3 separate regions of the Homo sapiens genome follow, and all the other regions are linked to region 2. Evidence: chromatin contacts called from ENCODE Hi-C data. All regions are on one chromosome and are shown on one strand. Each heading gives the region's core, a stretch centred on a gene start or an enhancer-like site at or near the end of the contact. The rest is flanking DNA. Distances are from core to core; before and after follow the strand shown.

The links. A loop is a pair of places that touch in the nucleus more often than their neighbours do. Pooled maps may share reads with other maps.
Region 1: a loop to region 2 is called in a map with no recorded cell type, with 4 times the contacts of the local background. The contact joins two enhancer-like sites. A Hi-C loop is called at or near these places in 2 of 37 single-sample maps with no recorded cell type and 3 of 50 pooled maps.
Region 3: a loop to region 2 is called in a pooled map, with 2.9 times the contacts of the local background. The contact joins two enhancer-like sites. A Hi-C loop is called at or near these places in 3 of 37 single-sample maps with no recorded cell type and 4 of 50 pooled maps.

What each region holds. Positions count from the first base shown.
Region 1 is chr18:55,249,782-55,253,073 of GRCh38, forward strand. All of the region lies in intron 15 of TCF4 (transcription factor 4), which reads right to left. Among named protein-coding and RNA genes, the nearest start is that of LINC01929, 130 kb to the left of the region's middle. Within about 2 kb of position 1,963, at least 6 of the 41 ENCODE cell types and tissues checked have a DNase peak (open chromatin) inside an H3K27ac peak, as active enhancers do.
Region 2 is chr18:56,256,311-56,259,796 of GRCh38, forward strand. No RefSeq gene overlaps it. Among named protein-coding and RNA genes, the nearest start is that of LINC03069, 67 kb to the left of the region's middle. Within about 2 kb of position 2,026, at least 2 of the 41 ENCODE cell types and tissues checked have a DNase peak (open chromatin) inside an H3K27ac peak, as active enhancers do.
Region 3 is chr18:55,233,057-55,236,494 of GRCh38, forward strand. It overlaps TCF4 (transcription factor 4), which reads right to left. Exons shown (of 20, transcript NM_001083962.2): 16 at 1,492-1,627. Among named protein-coding and RNA genes, the nearest start is that of LINC01929, 110 kb to the left of the region's middle. RefSeq lists an enhancer at 1,602-1,896. Within about 2 kb of position 1,740, at least 14 of the 41 ENCODE cell types and tissues checked have a DNase peak (open chromatin) inside an H3K27ac peak, as active enhancers do.

The sequences.
Region 1 (3,292 bases), core at 713-3,212, 1.0 Mb before region 2:
GTAGTTGCTGACTCTACCAACAAATAAACGGGAACACATAGAGTCACATAAAGACAAGTTTGATGTGGGTTTTGTTCTTAGTCAGTTAAAAAAGCGGTTAGGTCATTTGAAACGCTTCTTTTCAGGCCTCATCTGTGGATGTGAATACTGAATGAGTAACAGAGAGAATTCTATCTGGAAAATTGCCCTTTCCATAATTTATAAGAAATCTAATCATTTAATATCAGGATTAATCATGGAGGTCTCTGAGGCAGAGAGGGAATCATACTTGGTAAGAGTTTCTAACTAGGGTAGTGAAGACCTGGCTATTTCCTTATTCTCCCACATTCAGAGATTTCTGCTTTAATTTTGGAAGAAAAGTGGGTGGTTATAGTAAGAAAAATAACTTGATAACTTAAAATTTGCTACCTCAAGGACCCTGGTAGGGAGAGTTCACACCTCTTAGGCACTCAGCGCAAACATGTTGGTTTAAGAATAAGTGCATAGATAATGTGGGTTTTAATCCAAGCATGCCACCACTTTGGAGGGAAAGTTCTCTGTCTATACATTTGGGAAGAGAGCTGCTCTGGGAACCCAGCCATGGAATACCTGGAAACTTCTTTTGCCAACCAACACTTATCAAGTTTTGAAAATCACAAGCTCCTAGCATTTAAAATAAGTTCTGAAAAGGTGTTCTCATAGATAATCTCTGGAGAGTATGCCTGGTAGTAAAAAAGAGCATTGAATTTGGAGTTGATGTGCTTGAGTTTAAATCCCGCTGCAGGACTTGAGACTAACTGCTCAAACTTCTAAGGCTCACTTTACCGACACCTGAAATGACCACTATTATCATCCTCACTGGGCTGTTGTGAAGACTGCCTAAGACAACACATGCAGAGCGCCTAGCAGAGGGGCTGCCAACTCACACTCACAGAATGTTAAGTTTCCTCGTTTCTTTTCTCCCGTTTCTATGGATGATCTATTTACAGGGGTCGGGGGGAGAGAGACAAAATATAATATGTGAGACTCGAGGAATTTACAACAGTTGGTAAGGCAGAGTCATATCTATAAAAGATGCACAGCTATGCGGAGCTGGTTAAGATAAATATCTAGAAATGGTATGATTCATAGGGCTGTAAGAATAGAGAAAAAAATGGCTAGCATGAGTGGGGTAGCAAGGGAAGGCTTCCTGGAAGAAGAATGATTTGAGTCAGTGCTTTGAGAATGGGTGGGTATTAGGTGTACAGAGATAAGCAGATAGGGCTGGACAAGACAAAGAGATACAAAAGTTCCGAAGGAGAACATACAGGGTGAATTCTGGTAATATGCCCAGCCTTGTCTTGCTGGAAGACTTGTTGCAGATTGGAAGAGCTCAACATAAGGCTTTCGGTAAATGGTAATAGGCTTCAAATGCTGAGCTAAGGAATTGGTCTTTATCTTGTAGAAAATGGAAAGGCAGGGAAGGTTTTTGAGCAGGAAATAAGCATAGCTCAATAATATCATCCAGAGAGCTTGCAAGTATACAAACATTCGCTCTTGTGTTATGAGCCATGCCGCTGTGAAAAAAAAAAATCCCTTTCATTATACTAATACTTAGTAAATCACTGAAGACCTACTTCAGAACTCCAAGGAAAACATTTTATGAATCAAAAGCTAAGGACAATATGTTAGCAATTAAATGAGATAACATAACAGCCGAGGCAGAACCACAGTTTTCCCCACCACAACTTCAAGCTGCTGCAGAAAGAAATGCTTATATCACCTTCCAAGTTATCAAGCCATTTTGTTTTGATTTTTGGAAGGCAGGGAGAAAGGAAATGAGAAGCGTACGGAGGTCGAGAGGATTCAGAGCTGTCTACTCTTTAATCAGAAGGAATTACTGAGGAGAGTTAGAAAGGCGATGTGCTCAATACAAAACCGGGACTGGGATGAGTATCAAGTTACTGCAACTCGCTTCCGCCCAGAACAACAAACGAAGGTGTGTAGTTGGGAATGAGACTCTCACCAGTGCTCTCTGCTGAAGTTTCCGGTGCATACCTCCCACGGCTACTTTATTTACTGCAGCTGGCCAAAGTTTTATAGCCTGTTTCATGTATTAAAATTCAAATGTGGAAAACATTACCAGTATCCTCCTTGAATTTTTTTGTTGTTGTGGGGAAGGGGGATGAGGTTTTTTTTTTTTTTTTTTTGCCTTCCCCTTAAACTTCCTTTTTATTGTGGAATGTATCAAATGGTCAAAGGCTAACTTCAGACTGATTAAATTCAAAAACTATTTCCTTTGTTCTTATGTTTTTGTTTTAAAATTCATACCAGTTTGCACGGGAAAGATAGGCCAAACCAATCCTTTTCACACACATTAGTGTTTCAGGCTGAGGAGCTCAGATTCTGGGGACACGTTGAATGGTTTTCAGGAAGAAAGGAGAGAGACTGCAAAACCCCATTTGGTTCAAAGGGCAGCAGGGTGATGACATGCCATATCTTTGGAGTTACGCTATGATCTGCTTGGCTCTGTGGCTGTCCTTGATTGAATATTAAATGTCTTCAGAGGAGAAAACAGGAACTTATCCTTATCAGCAAAACTGGCGGCTTTATTGCTTTTGTGTGTGTGTGTGTGTGTGTGTATATCAAGATCAAATTAAAGGGGTTTCTATGTAATATTGGCTAATTATTTCCTTTTTTCTACCGTTCTATTCAGTCGTCTCACTTTCGGTTCTACTGAGGTCAGTCCAACTTCCCATCTCCAAAAATAATTCTAGTCTTTTCCTCCCATCCCACCTCTGAATCTGACTCAAAAAGGAGTCAATTCAAAGGTCAAATAGTCCCCAAAAGTATTTATGTATAGTTTAATATTTAAAAGAACCACTTAACCTACATATGGTATTTAAGAAAAACTTTACATATTTATGGAAAAAATAGTCTCTGAAGCAATGCCCTGGGTGCATGTTACATCCGTTTAACATATGCAAAATGAACACAGCTACAGAAATTAAACTATTTTTCTGTTGATTGAGAGCAGATATACAGAAATGGTTATAAGTCACAGATCTGGCTTTTAATAAAGCCAGATTTCTTAATTAAAAGCAGTATGTTTAAACATTGTAGTTAGAAAAAAAAGAGCTGTACAAACGAAAATCTCATATTATATGCATCCCAAGTGTATTTAACACATTACCTGAGGCCAAGCTAAATTAAAATCTAGACTTTTCTTTTGTAAACTCTAAGCAACTGCCATGAACATATAAACAATTTTTATTCAATGATGAATTTTTAGGGCAGAGGTCAAGGGAAAGAAAAAAAGATTTCTCTTTGGCAT
Region 2 (3,486 bases), core at 776-3,275:
TTCCAGCTTCATTGGACACTAGCTTCATGATCTTAGGGCAATCACTTACCTCTCATGGCCTCGATTTTCTCAGCTGGAAAATGGGAATAACAATTCCAATCTCGTAGAAATGAGGAAATTATTTTCTAAACACATTTTTTTAAATTGTGGGGGTTTCCCCTAATTCTTAGACTGCGAGGCTGAAAGACGGTCTTAGAGCCTGGTGAACAGGGATCAACCCCTCTATGCCCGGCACTTGGCACTCCTCATCTGAGGTCCTCACTTTTTTGTTTTGTTTTGTTTTTTTGAGACAGAGCCTCACTCTGTCACCCAGGTTAGAGTGCAGTGCCACAACCTTGGCTCACTGCAACCTCCGCCTTCTGAGTTCAAGTAATTCTTGTACCTCAGCCTCCCGAGTAGCTGGGACAACAGGCACGTGCCACCATACCCAGCTAGTTTTTCTATTTTTAATAGAGACAGGGTTTCACAACGTTGGCCAGGCCTTAAGTGATCCACCCACCTTGGCCTCCCAAAGTGCTGAGATTACAGGCATGAGCCACCGCTCCTGGCTGAGCATTGTTCTTTATGGCCAAATATGAACTCCTTGAAGGAAGGGATTATAATTATACAGACACTCCCCAAATTACATCACAGTCCCATTCAAGAAGGCCTTGCAAAGCATGGATTTGATGTACGTTGAAAATACAGACTTCACAAAGACCTTTAAATTACCCATAGCTCTTTGGAGAAATTAGAAGACTAACAGCTCCTATTTGCATTTTTTCAGGACATTGGCCTCAAGGTCAAGTATATCTTTCACAGCCTTCAATACTGGAGTTGCTTTTAACTCTCGAAAATATATATTCTTAGGGGCATGTTTTCTCTACAGTCAATCTCTTTTCATTCATATAAGACTTTCTGAAGACTTTCTGTGCTGTGTCATCTCCTGTATTTCTTTTTAATATTCCCACTTTTTTTCTTGCTTTTTGTGTCTATTCCAGCAGTCTCAACATGCATTTTTTTATCATGTAAATTCCGACATGACCCACTAGTAGCCTCATACTGCAAGAGTTCACAGTACTTTCTCTTTCCTTTTTCTGACTTCAAGACTTTGCTTAGACGGTCATTAGGCTAAGTGACAAGCATTTTAAACTATGACTCATCATCTTCCTTGTAAGTCAGTCCTCTATTTCTATGAGTAACTTTTTCTCCTGAACCCTGCTTTGTGAACCCTGTAAGTTCCAAAGATGCAAAACATTTTTCATGCTTTTTTATTTTTTTTTCTTTTTTAGGTGGAGTTTCGCTCTTGTCGCACAGGCTGGCGTGCAATGGTGCGATCTCAGCTCACTGCAACCTCTGCCTCCCAGGTTCAAGTGATTCTCCTGCCTCAGTCTCCCGAGTAGCTGGGATTACAGGCGCCTGCCACCATGCCCAGCTAATTTTTGTATTTTTAGTAGAGACGGGGTTTCACCATGTTGGCCAGGCTGGTCTCGAACTCCTGACCTCAGATGATCCGTCAGCCTTAGCCTCCCAAAGTATTGGGATTACAGGCATGAGGCACCATCCCCAGCCCATCTTTCATGCTTTTTATCCATAAATTACCATAATTTAAAAAATATTTCCCAAATGAAGTTCATGAAATTTAGACTGTGGATGCCTTTGGTTTTTTAACATTTTTATTTTCTATTATAAATTCCTCTTCTTAAATTAGAAACTGATCCTCTCTTCTTGCTCTTACTTTGCCAATTTTTAGTCCTGAATAAAATAAAGCAAAGGGGAGAATAAAACTAATAAACTAAAATAACACAAGATAATGCAATGAGAATACACATGGTACCAGAAACCACATGGGATTGAACAGAAGGGCCTTCCCTCTCATGTGAGTGCCTTCTGCCTTTCCCTCTCTATTCCCAATATTCGTCTCTGCCTGAGATAGTTTACATTTCCATATATCACACTAATATTTTCACATCTCTAAAACTATATTCTCTCCCTTATAGAACAACTTACAAAAGGTTGATGTTATGCAAATCAAGAGTTGCACAATCTAAGAGTCTCTGACTTCTGCTTTACACAATTTTTTTTTTTTAGTTTAGGAGCAAAGTTTTAATAGGCAAGAGAGAGAGAAAGAGAAAGGAAAACAGCTCTCTCTCTAGTGACAGAGAGGGGACTTCTGAGAGGAAAGGCCCGCTTTGCACATTTTATTTATTTAGTTGGTGTTAGTTGATTGATTTCTCTGTAACAACAGAGCTCAGGGACCTTAATACCTGACCGCACAAACCAAATAGAAAGCGTTGACAAATGTCTAAGAGACCCAATCATCTACTATATTAGTTGACTATTGCTGTATAACAATTACCCCCAAAATTAGTTTTTTGAAACAGAAAACACAAATTATGTCACAGTCTCTGTGGGGCAAGAATTCAGGTGCAACTTAGCAGGGTGCCCTTGGTTCAACGTCTCTCACAAATCAAAGTGTTGGCTGGGCATGCCGTCCTATCTGAAGGCTTTTCTGATGGGTATCTGTCTCCAAGCTCACTCAACTGGTTGCTAGCAGGATCTAATTCCTTGTGCCACATGATGTATGTAGTATGTGCATGTCTCCATAGCACATACGGAAAGGTGTAGGCTCTTTGAAAAGACCAGTAAGATAAACAACGCTCTGGCCAGTCCAAAGATAAAAGAGAGAGAGAGACAGAAAAGGATAGCATTAATGATGAGAAAGTATATATAGCAACAGATATGATTACTTTAAAAATTATCAGGGAACTATATGTTATTCTATTTTACTAAATCGAAAATCTCAGTCAATGGATTATTTTCTAGAAAAATATAAATTACAAGACTTACTCAAGAAGAAATAGAAAACTCAAATAAACCAAAATTATTAAAGAAATGAAAAGCAATTATTAAAATATGATCCACACAAAAACCCTATACTTTTGTCTGCGGAAGTTCTAACCACCTTCAAGAAACAGAAAATCCCTACATCATTTAAATTTTGCAAGCATAAAAAGATGGAAACATACCAATTTCTGTTACAAAATTAGCACAATAGTAACTAATCCCACACTTATGCCTAATAGATACAAAAAAATGCTAAATGAAACCTTAGTATACTAAATTCAGATGTATAACACAAAGGTTATGCATCATAACCAAGTAGGGTTTATTCCAGGAATGCAATGGCGCTCCAACTTGGAAAATGGATTGATATATGTTACAACATCAATTGGACAAAATAAACAATTCATATAACCATCCTGATAGAAAGTAAAGCATGGGATAAAATTCACTATCAGTTTCTAATTTTTAAAAAAACTATTAATAAAATAGAATATAAGAGTTTCCCTTACCATTATTTACAGTAATCTCTCTCCCTGACCAACTTTTCCAGTACAGTCAGGAGCAATATAAGGAAGTCAATCATCACCACTTCTATTTAAGATTGTGCTCCAATTTCAATATATGCAATTAAACCTGAAAACAAAATATTGTGAAGGAGAA
Region 3 (3,438 bases), core at 490-2,989, 1.0 Mb before region 2:
TATAATTCCCAGGGAGTATGCTAAATATGTGCAGTCAAGACTTCAATAGGTACCCTAATGATATTCTGAAATTAGGCTTCTCTTATTCTCAAGAAGTAATCAGCATTTTAAAATGGTACATATGGAAGGCAGTTTGCTACTCATTTTAGAAATTTCTAGCTTTATCATTGCTCAACTTTCCAAGTCACACTGCATTTTAAAACACGACCCTAATGTAGTAATTTTTTTAAAGGTAGAAGCATATCTGTCAAGTATTCCTCTTTATTTGTAATCTGTGTATTCTAGAACCTTGCCACTCAAACTTTGGTCCATGCGGCCTCATCATCTGTGAGCCCATTAGAAATGGACAATCCCAGACCTACAGAAGTGGAATCTGCATTTTAACAAGATGCTCAGGTTGTGCTTATGTGCAGTTTGAGAAGCACAGGTTTAGGACAAAGAGGGCAAAATCCAAAGCCTCCTGATAAGAAAGGTCCTGGCCAGTTGTGGTGGTTCACACCTGTAATCCCAGCACTTCGGGAGGCTGAGGCGGGTGCATCACTTGAGGTCAGGAATTCAAGACCAGCCTGGCTAATGTGGTGAAACCCTGTCTCTACTAAAAATACGAAAAATAGCCAGGCATGGTGATGCATGTCTGTAATCCTAGCTACCCCCTGGGAGGCTGAGGCAGGAGAATCGCTTGAACCTGGGAGGTGGAGGTTGCAGTGAGCTGAGATCGCACCACTGTACTCCAGCCTGGGCGACAGAGTGAGGCTCTGTCAAAAAAAAAAAAAAAAAAAGTCCATAAAATGATTATTATTCATAAAAAATGGGCAGACATACCCATACATATAATTGACACTCAGATCTGTACAATGTTGAACAGCTGAAAAAATGCCCACATGTATTCCTGTGGCAATGTTATCATTTTTATATTAAATGTGAAGGGACTGAGAAGATGTTATCTAAGCGACTCCTAGTCAGCTGGCCAGCAATAGCCCAACTTCCTGGGGTCATGAAAAGCCGCTCGTAATCACCGGTATGAGGCAATCATTAGAGGGCTAGATGACTCAAGAGCGAAAATCATGCAACCAAGCTCCATTTTTTAAATGCACCTATATTTCCTTCCATCTTAAACAACAAAAACAATTTCCTTCCTTCCTATTCATTTGGAAATATCATTTTCAGGCCACAACTAACCACATTAGAGGACCTGAATGAGAAAAATGTGGAAATAGCTAAAATAAAATTTCCTCTCATCAGTCTGTGGCCTCATTCCCTGCTGATATAGGACCAGGATTTCAGAGGATGTTTGAGGAAAACAGTCCCTGGAGAAACACAATTAGCGGGCGAAGTTCTAAATACTTTGCCATTTCCTTACCATTTTTGTGCCCAATTTGATTCCTGGGTTTCTGCCAGTGCTTCTTGAGGGATGAACACCAAGAGGCTGGGTATCAACACTGGTCCTATTGTGAAAGTGAGGTCAGAAGTGCCCTGGTGAGGCCAACCTACCTCTGTAAGGGTCCTGGGGTGGGTTCAGGTCAGGGGAAGTCGCAGACTGGACAGGAAGCTGTGGAACCGGAACCTGGTTTGGCAGAAGAGAATGGCTGCCTCTCAGGGCCACGCCATCTTCACGATGGGTCCCCACCTGAAAGGGCGAGAGGAACCAGAGAGGTGAGCAGGAACCGGAGGTGCGACAGCTATTTCCAGAGGCCAAGAGGACCTGATGAAGGCTGGCTTTTCAAAAACCATACTCCCAAACGCGTTTCACTAGAGGGCGCTGAAGGACCGCACATGCACCTATAGTTCCCGGCGAAAACACTTAACACTCAGTAAGATGCCGTGCTGTACATTCAGTGACAAATATGGCAGAGTAGCTCAGGCAGGTAAAACGTCAAATTGCCTCCCAGGGTGCTGCAGTGGAGCGCACTGATTCGTACCCATCTGTCTTCTATCATGTCCGCCAACAGATCTGACAATTATCTTAATGCCCATATGCTTAATTGTGAGCTTCTCAATTCCCCCATTGCTATCGGAAATCCTACAGGAATTTCAATTTGGCATTCGACTTTCATTTCAGGGGATAAGATTCTCAGGCCTGCCATTTTTTTTTTTCCATAATGCCAGCTAAGCCTCTGACAGCGGAAGCTACAGCAGTATGGGACACAGCCTCTGCTTGGTACAAATATAATAAAATGTCACCTGGCTTTCCAAAACTGGCAGCCCATTCCAAATTAATGTTTACTGTATTTCATCAGCTGCTGAGTTCCAAATCCAAAGGGGGATGGTTTCTGCCAATGCCACCACACCGGAAAATGTACCAATAAAGGTTTTATTAAACACACCAGTAATGCCATCATTGCCATGCAAGGAAGGATGTTTGGACATTTTTCCATTTTTTTCCTCACTATTCTGACCCTAGAAAGACACCATATTGTAAATACTCTTTATGCTTCCAAGAATAAAATTATAGAGTACAGCATGATTACTTCATTAAAAAAATACTGCTGAGCTTTTTATTAACTACTACTATCGACTCTGGGGTCCAGAGACATTGAACTTGTGGCACTGAGACAGCAACTGCCTACTTCATAGCACATGCCTTCAAGCGAAAACATGAAGCATTTGTCAACTAAGAGGACAATCAGTAGTTCACATTTTCTTTTCTATTTCCAAGTATTTTCTTAGCCTATGGTTAAGTGAGCATTTACACAGGACGGTGGGTCTAAAACACAAAAAATTAACCATACATTTATACTGCTATGAATCAGGTTTATTTTTTTTTCCAGTCAAAAATATGAAACCAGAAAGGAGAATCATCACTCTTGTGTTACCAATATATTTTAAAAGGGTATTTCCAAAGAATGCATCAACAATAAGTATCTGAACCAACAACAAATTCACAGGACCTAATAAGCACATGCTATTTAAAGGCAGCCATGTATTAAGTATCACCTATAATATTTTGCTTTTTACTGAAAATATATTTAAGTAATTGATCCTGAAGTATGCCATTTTTATATTCATGTGTGCATGTGTGTGTGTGTGTGTGTGTGTGTATGCACTCCAACTTTTTTTTAAATTTTGGGTGGAGATGATCACATAAATCATATTAATTGTTTGGATTCAAAATACAGCAAGAATAAGACAACACTTGAGGCTTATGAGCCTCAGGAAGTATAAATGAATGTTTCAGCAGAGAGATGTAGGAAGTCCAGCACTGCTCCCCGGTGCCTGTGTCGCAACACAGAACTTTCTGAATGGTGGTTATTTGGCCTCTGTGGGGTGCTTCAAATGTACTGAGACTGATATCTCCCAAAGAAGCCCATTCCATTTTTACCACAAATTGGCCTCTTTGTAGATTTCACTCACTGATTCTAGTTTCAGCTTCTAGAGCTCTGTGGCGTTAAGTACAAACCTTTTTTTTTTTTTAAACATATTCAACCCTGTTGCCTGCCA